Linked DNA regions of Homo sapiens: region 2 is linked to region 1. A link is a contact called in ENCODE Hi-C or POLR2A ChIA-PET data. All regions are on one chromosome and are shown on one strand. Each heading gives the region's core, a stretch centred on a gene start or an enhancer-like site at or near the end of the contact. The rest is flanking DNA. Distances are from core to core; before and after follow the strand shown. Region 1 has its middle 17 kb from the start of TMEM131. Region 2 overlaps INPP4A (inositol polyphosphate-4-phosphatase type I A).

Evidence for each region. A loop is a pair of places that touch in the nucleus more often than their neighbours do. ChIA-PET counts read pairs that join two places held with the same protein, here RNA polymerase II (POLR2A). Pooled maps may share reads with other maps.
Region 2: a pooled map shows a loop between it and region 1 (4-fold over the local background). The contact joins two enhancer-like sites. A Hi-C loop is called at or near these places in 9 of 37 single-sample maps with no recorded cell type and 4 of 50 pooled maps. POLR2A ChIA-PET finds 5 or more read pairs at or near these places in 1 of 52 experiments (activated CD4-positive, alpha-beta T cell).

Annotation. Positions count from the first base shown.
Region 1 is chr2:98,010,971-98,015,029 of GRCh38, reverse strand. No RefSeq gene overlaps it. Among named protein-coding and RNA genes, the nearest start is that of TMEM131, 17 kb to the right of the region's middle. RefSeq lists an enhancer at 1,999-2,458. Within about 2 kb of position 2,254, at least 5 of the 41 ENCODE cell types and tissues checked have a DNase peak (open chromatin) inside an H3K27ac peak, as active enhancers do.
Region 2 is chr2:98,486,407-98,490,350 of GRCh38, reverse strand. The region is part of intron 1 of INPP4A (inositol polyphosphate-4-phosphatase type I A); the gene reads right to left. Among named protein-coding and RNA genes, the nearest start is that of INPP4A, 44 kb to the right of the region's middle. RefSeq lists an enhancer at 2,289-2,368. Within about 2 kb of position 2,235, at least 5 of the 41 ENCODE cell types and tissues checked have a DNase peak (open chromatin) inside an H3K27ac peak, as active enhancers do.

The DNA of each region.
Region 1 (4,059 bases), core at 1,005-3,504:
AATGACAAATTCAATATAAATCTAAATAGGGATTTGAAGCAGAGAATAGGGAGAGTGAGGGAGAGGCAACATATTGAAGAGATAATGGAGGAGAATTCACCAGAATTGAAGAAGGGTGAGTGCTCAAACTGAAAAGGCACACGAATTATGAGCAGAATACATGAAAATAAATCCACCTGCAGTCGCACTGTAGTGATGCTGAGGAGTGTCAAATACAAAGACCAAATATTAAGATTTTCTTAAGAAAGGGAACTAATGTAAGTTACTGAGAAGCTATATCCTGTCTTTTCTGCTGGGCTGGTGGGCTGGTGGCTGGTGGCTGGTGGGTTGGTGGGCTGGTGGGCTGGTGGGCTGGTGACTGGTGGGTTGGTGGGATGGTGGGCTGGTGGCTGGTGGGTTGGTGGGATGGTGGGCTGGTGGCTGGTGGCTGGTGGGCTAGTGACTGGTGGGCTGGTGGGCCGGTGGTTGGTGGCCTGCTGAGCTAGTGGCTAGTGGGCCGGTGGGCTGGTGGGCTGGTGGCTGGTGGCTGGTGGCTGGTGGGCTAGGGGCTGGTGGGCTGGTGGGTGGTGGGCTAGTGGCTGGTAGGCTGGTGGGCTGGTGGACTGGTGGGCTGGTGGCTGGTGGTCTTCAACTTCCAGCCAGAGAATGCAGCAAGAACTGAGAAGTAGCCAGTTACTCTCCAAGTGAAGGTTAGGCTACTTGAGTGAGACATTTAGACCAAGAAGAAGGTGGCAACTTCATCCAAACCACTCTGCAAGGCCTCGTTGTTAAGATATGTTGATAACGTGGGCTTGGGCTTTCATTCTTTAACATGGGTGGGCATGCATGTGCGTGCATGTAGGGCAGTGGTGTTGGGCATCTTAAATTATCTGCAATCCATCTCCTACTTTTTAGTAATGTACATAAAAGGATAATGAAAGTCTCCCAAAGCAAAAGTTCTCAATCCTAGCTGCAGGTGAGAATACACTGACGCCCAGGCGGGCCCATGTTTAAACTCTCTGGAGAGTGACATCAATGATATAGATGAGTCTGTGTCACGGGGCCTCCTCCTCTGTCCATGTCCTGAAGGAACTCAGCCAGTGTGCCTGCAATACGTGTCAACTGCCTCTCTGAGCATCAAGTCCCGTGAGGGTCCCTGAGCCGTGATGGGGTTGCTGGTCCCCTGCGTTCTCCACCCTCTCGTAATCATGGTTGTGTCCACTGCATGCCCCCAGTCCTGTTGTAAACTTAAGCTTCACCACAGGCAGGGAAGAAAGACACTTTCTCTTTAGACAACTGGCTCGGCTAAAATGTAAATATGACCTTTGGGAACTGCTAACCTGACCACCCGAGGGTTGATTCCAGTAAAAAGAATATCTTCATCATTTTCACTTGCAGAATTACAAAGACATGACAAACATCGCGTTCTGTTTTAAACATCGTCACCCAGAAAGCTTTACCCCGGCTTTGGAGTCAGAGTCTGCTGGGATGTACTTGTTGAAACCACTTCTTTCGCATGTGGGAGGCTACACAAATTCCTGTGGTTTTGGGACCTTCAGTTTCTTCATCGGTAAAAAGAATGAGGGGGCTGGACTGGACTTTTGGCTTGTGGTCCGTGGGATACAGGGTTCAGACCTCCAGGAAACTCTCCAAATCAGGGCCTTTGCAGATAGGACCCAGGCTTTTGTATTTTAAGAAGCCCCCACAGATGATACTGACATACACTGCTGGCTACTGACCTCGATTACTTTAATTCCTAACATTTTATATTAAAACCCCCAGTTTGCAGACAAAGTAAAACAGTGTCTAATAATAGTGCTAAAAATTCCCTCACAAAATTTTAGTACTATGATTCCATTTAAATTGGATTTTTTCAATTATTTAGATAAATAATTAATTTATAATGAAAGAAATCCAAGTACCAACGCTGTATTAACCAATATGGCTCTAATATATATATACTCATCATTTAAGTGAAACAAAGTACTTGGTTTAGGAGGAATACTAATAAGAAATGCCTTAGTTAGGAAATGTTCTAAAACATTCATGATGAAAAAAGGGCAGTGTAGGAGTCTCCAAGCAAAACTACCTCATTTCATTACCAAATCATTAGACCTCAGAATCAGGTCTTACATCAGGGATGAAAATAAAGAACTGAAACTTACCCTGGAATTGAGAACAGAAACTGAAGCCATGGCTAAAAAGCAGAAGATAGCTGTAGAGAAAGCACCTTCTTGTCATAGCACCCAGTGGGTGAGCAAGGAAAAACTGATGAAAGGAAAATCCTGGTGGGCGAGGCTCAGGGTGCCACTGAGTGCTGGTCTCTCTGGCCTGTGTGGAGAGGCAGGAGCACTGTCTCAGCATCTGAGGATGAACTAGACACTACACCCCAGCACAGGTAGGGCGCACCTCAACTCCGACCCCTCACCTCTGGGCAAAGGTGGGGCAGGACTACAACTCTAAAGCTATTAAGTGCCTCATCCTGTCAAAGTCAAGCCTCAGAATAGAAACTGAGTTGACTTATAGAAAAATGAAGTTGTTTTTCCTTGCACATTTGTGGACTGGTACATATATATCCCCGCCACAGAGTCGCTGTGGTCGTTAGCTTTGTTTAACTCTGCTCTTTGGCTCAAATGGAGATCTTGGCATACCCTGAGTACCTTCCGGCTCCTTCTTTTTTTTTTTTTTTTTTTTTTTTTTTTTGAGATGGAGTTTTGCTCTTGTTGCCCAGGCTGGAGTGCAGTGGCGTGATCTCAGCTCACCGCAAACTCCGCCTCCCAGGTTCAAGCAATTCTCCTGCCTCAGCCTCCTGAGTAGATGGGATTACAGGTGTGCGCCACCACCCCAGCTAATTTTGTATTTTTAGTAGAGACGGGGTTTCTCCATGTTGGTCAGGCTGGTCTTGAACTCCCGACCTTAGGTGATCCTCCCACCTCGGCTTCCCAAAGTGCTGGGATTACAGGCGTGAGCCACCGCGCCTGGCCTTCCTGCTCCTTCTACTTCTTCAAGTATAGATTGCTCCTTCCTCCCTCCATTAGCAGTGGGAGAATTTATTCATTCACTCCCTCATTTCATTCATTCGTTCTATAAACACCACATGTCAGAGACAACACAAATGTCAGGCACATGTCAGGCAACACGTCAGGCAACACACATAATAGCAGGAGGCTGCGCATGGTGGCTCATGCCTGTAATCCCAGCACTTTGGGAGGCCAAGGCAGGCATATCACCTGAGGTCAGGAGTTTAAGACCAGCCTGGGGAACATGGTGAAATCTTGTCTCTACTAAAAGTACAAAAATTAGCCAGGTGTGGTGGTGGGTGCCTGTAATCCCAGCTACTCAGGAAGCTGAGGCAGGAAAATCGCTTGAACCCAGGAGGCAGAGCTTGCAGTGAGCCAAGATCATGCCACTGCACTCCAGCCTGGGCAATAAGAGTGAAACTGTGTCTCAAAAAAAAAAAAAAGAAACGGAAAGAAGGAAGGAAGGAAGGAGAGAGAGAGAAAGAAAGGAAGGAAGGAAGGAAGGAAGAAGAAAAAGAAAGAGAAAGGAAGGAAGGAGGAAAGAAAGAAAGAAAAAGAAAGAAAGAAGAGAAAGAAAAGCAGAGAACAGGACAAGTTCCTTTTCTCCTGAAGACTACATTTTGAAGGTGAGCGACAGACAGTAAACAAATAAATATATAATGTGTCAAGTGGTGACAAGTGCTCTGAAGATAAATATAGTAGGGAAAAGGAATGAAGAGAGACAGGAGGCAGATGCTATTTTAGAGGTGGTCAGGGAGGCCTCTATGTTGACCTGACATTTGAGCAGAGAGGTCTGTGAACTTATAAAAATGCTTTATACACAGGATAACCACAGATAATCAGCCAACTGGCACAGTAGGGGAACTATTCCCTCAGCAGTACACCCAGAGCCTTGTCACAGTGTAAGGCTGGATCAAATGACCTCTAAAAGAGGCGTAATTGCCAGCTGGGTATGCATCCCCACTGATGAAAGGGAAGCTGACCAAAAATAAAAACTGGTAGCACTAGAAATGGGCTCCCATTCAAAACAATGTTCCTGTAAACATATATTGAATTACTT
Region 2 (3,944 bases), core at 986-3,485, 480 kb before region 1:
GCTTGTAGAGATTCCCATGTGATATGCAGCATGCTCAGAAAAAGGAAACCGGATGAGACACCCAGCCCTTCAAGTGATGCCCAATTTTCTGGGATGCTCGCTGTTGCTGTGTCCAGCCTGCTCTGCCCCCGGTCTTCTCCATCTCAGCAATGGCACTGCCATTCTCCAAGTAAGCGGCCATGCCAAACACATGGAGTCTTCCTGCTTCCTGTCAGTCCCTCCCTCCCTCATGCCCAAGCCATCTACAAGACTGAGAGGCACACCCAGACCCGGAGCACCTCTCACCATGGTCACAGCCCCAACCTCAGTGCCAGCCACTACACCTTAAGAGGTTACAAGGAGTTCTGCATTAGCTCCATCACCCTAGGCCCTTCTAAAGTGTCCTCCTCACTCCACAAGCACTTGGATCCTACAGGGATGTCAATCCCATATGGAAGGAGAAGAAAAGGCAGATAGAATCTTGCAGCTGCATGGGGTGGGGGGTGGGGGGGTATATAAACCCTATGTGTAATTCCACATGATTCAAGGACAAAAACTCAGATCAAATAGTTAAAGGTGCCCTACTTCGTCTCCCTCCCAGAAACAAATTACCTCTCCATAGTTACAGACTAGAGAAAACATTTCTGTGCACCCTCTCCAGAAGAAGAGGAAGCAGAGTTTGCTATGCCAAAGAGGAAGCATTAAGGCCAAATTCCCCTCAGAATGGGACTGTCATAGTAGAGGGGACCTCAGGGGTCCATCACAGAGGTTCAGAATCTCCAGGATAAAAGACCCTATACTGCTTGGTACCAATGTTATCGACAGACGGTGTGTAAATGACAGCCCTCACTTGGTGCCTCAGCATCCTAGGGCCCCTCTGAGTCATCTGACATGACAGGGAATCTCTGCTTCCCAACATCAAGGGACAGGGACAGGTTCAAGCCAGGGCTGGGTGTTGGCATATCCCTCCACTCTGCAGCCTTGTCAGTTTTATCCACTAAGGCCATCCAGGAGATGATGCCAAAACCCCTCTTGGCCTGGCCCTAATGACACTCCTAAGGCCCAGTCCTGTATTTCCAAGTTACCCAGTCACCCGCCCCTGAACTCCTGGTATCCACTGAGACCCGAGACCACATTCCCTTCAGAACTGGCTCCTCCTGATTTCTCTCCCTTCCAGGTACCACCATTCTTGGGAGCTCAGATGTATCTGACACCTCTTTCCAACCATCAACCAAACTGGTCAGTCACTGAGTTCTGTCCCCTCTTTGAGACTCTCTGCTTTTGTCACCCTCTTTTTCACTATTCCCATCATCACCCCACAGAGCTAAGGCAACAGGCTCCAAACCAGCCTCCTAGTAAGGCTGACAGCCAACAAACTACACCATTTACACACACACACACACACACACACACACACACACACACACACACACACAGTGCATGTACTCAAAAGCAAGAATCCAAAGTCCTTAGGTTGCATTGTGAGGCTTCCATTCAGTCCTCTGTGCTTGAAACTTTCACAACACTCCCTACTCCACCCCCTCCAGCCCGCAGGAACCAGTACCAACCCAGTCTCCTGGTCCTTTCCCTGAACTTCAGTCTCAAGCAACTCCCCTCTCCAAGGAGCTCCCACTTGCTTCCTGTCTACATAGCTTCTCGTGTGTCCAAAATATTTTCCCCTCTGGTTTTTTCCTCTGGTTAGGTTTTACTGCTTTTGACCTAGAGCCACTACAGGACTCAGAGAGGAACTAGCAGAACTCATTTATTCAAGATCTTTTTACTGCATCTCCACCATGAGCTGGTGAGAGGGTGAGTGACTTCAGAGTGAGTGCCTGTGCATAAAGACATCACCGTGACAGAGACAATTTCGGGTACAGAACTCCGAATGAGGTGCACAACAGGTCTGCAACTAGAAAACTGTGTGGGTAAAGCCCAAGAAGGAAACACAGAACTGGCAAATGGAGAGAAATCCTCAGGTAGTTCTTGCTGCCGCTGCCATTTGGATGCTTTGCTTTTGCTCAGCTGAGTACACATAAATTGAGATTACAATAACTTTAGCCACTTGGCACCCATATCTTGATTTCTAAGACTACACTCCAATAAAAGGGATGAGGGTTCTGTGGAGAAATGGGTGATTCTAGGGCTGGGATAGGAGATACACAAGATGAGCCTGGAGTATCTTGCAGTGCCAATAAGGAAGTACTCAAAAATCAAACAACCCACAATAATGGAGGTATGTCAGAGGAACACGAGCTAACTGAAAGAGCCCCCAGTGGCCAAAGCTGGAACAATCTGAGCAACACAATGAATACCCTAGTACTGGATTACATAAAAGTTGATCATATGGATTGGGTTATTCCTGTCATATCCAACTAAAACAGAATCAAGAAGCCAAGCAGGGACAGAGCACCCTGGGCACGTAACACTGCCACAGGAAGGTAATTCTCCGCAAGTCCAGCTGCTGAAACTGCCTATTGTGACCTGAAACCAGTTTTATCTAATAGCTACTGAAACAAGCTGCTGTGAGTCTAAGAATAGTTTTACACTCACCAATCAGAGCTTGCCAGCTCCTCGAAACATTACTAGTACCAATGAACTGTCTCTCAAAACAATGGGTAACATTTCTGCTTTTTATAAAACCTCCAACCTTCTTTGTTCTTCAGACATATGGAAGACCATCCAGTCTGTGTATATGCCCAGAACTGCAATTCTTGCTTCCCAAATAAAACAGAGAATTGTCTCTATATTTGACTCAACTTTGACAATTATAACCCAAATAACAACAACAACAAAAAAACCATTGAGTCCATATTGATATAAATGACTAAATAAATAAGACAGGCCAGGCATGGTGGCTCACGCCTGAAATCCCAGCACTTTGGGAGGCTGAGGCAGGCTAATTGCTTGAGTCCAAGAGTTTGAGACCAGTGTAGGCAACATAGCAAGACCTTGTCTCAAAAAAAATAAATAAATAAGATAAAATAAAAATTGATTCTGTCTCTAAACACTGTCAAGGTCATCAAAAACAAGGAAATTCTGAGAAACTCACAACCACAAGGAGCCTAGGGAGATATGACAAATACACATAACATGGTATCCTGGATAGAATCCCAGAACAGAAAAAGACAATTAGGTTAAAAACTAGGGAAATGTGAATAAAACATGGAATTTGGTGAATAATGTATCAATTTTGGTTACAATTAACACACTACAATGTACCATGGTGATTAACATGTTAACAACAGCCTGGCAGGAGGTATCATATGGGAGAACTTCAGGCACTCTTTGCAACTTTTCTGTATATCTAAAACTATTCTAAAATTTAAAAGTTTATTTAACAAGCAACCTTAGCTCTGAATCAACTAGTCTTTGCTTTTTTTCCCCTTTTTTCTTTTAAGAGCAAGGATGGTAAGCCACATTTTATATCTCCACAGTACTTAGCTATCCCTGGCCTCTGTAGGCGCCAATCACTGCACATTTGTGGGCTGGCATTTGCTTCTAGACTCAGCCTTGCCCGCCCCTGTCACTGGCAGAGGCCACTGTGCAGCATTCCAGGTCAGGGCCCACAGATTCCTCCCACATCAGCTCCCTCCAGGCTGAGGCCATGAGAGGAGTACCATCAGACACCCAAGAGGCGGTTAGTGTTTGCAGAACCCTCTCTGCCTTGCCTTTTATGTAATCTGGCCTTCTAAGAATTAATTTTACTCCTGGACTCCTGATGTAACCTGTATGCAAAAATCCAGCCCCACACCCTAAAAGCTCTTTGATCTGGACCAGGTGTTCCTCACCCCAGACCTCAGGCCCTGTGGGCAACTGAGGAACTTCTGCCAGAACAGGAACCCCTGGGTTTCCACGCCTTTTTAGGCCATTTCAGATGCATCGCTGCTTTGGGGACAGGGAGGGTCAGGAAGGTGTGGAAAAGTGAAGCCTCATCTTTCAGAAGATAACCAAGAGCAAGGAAAGGA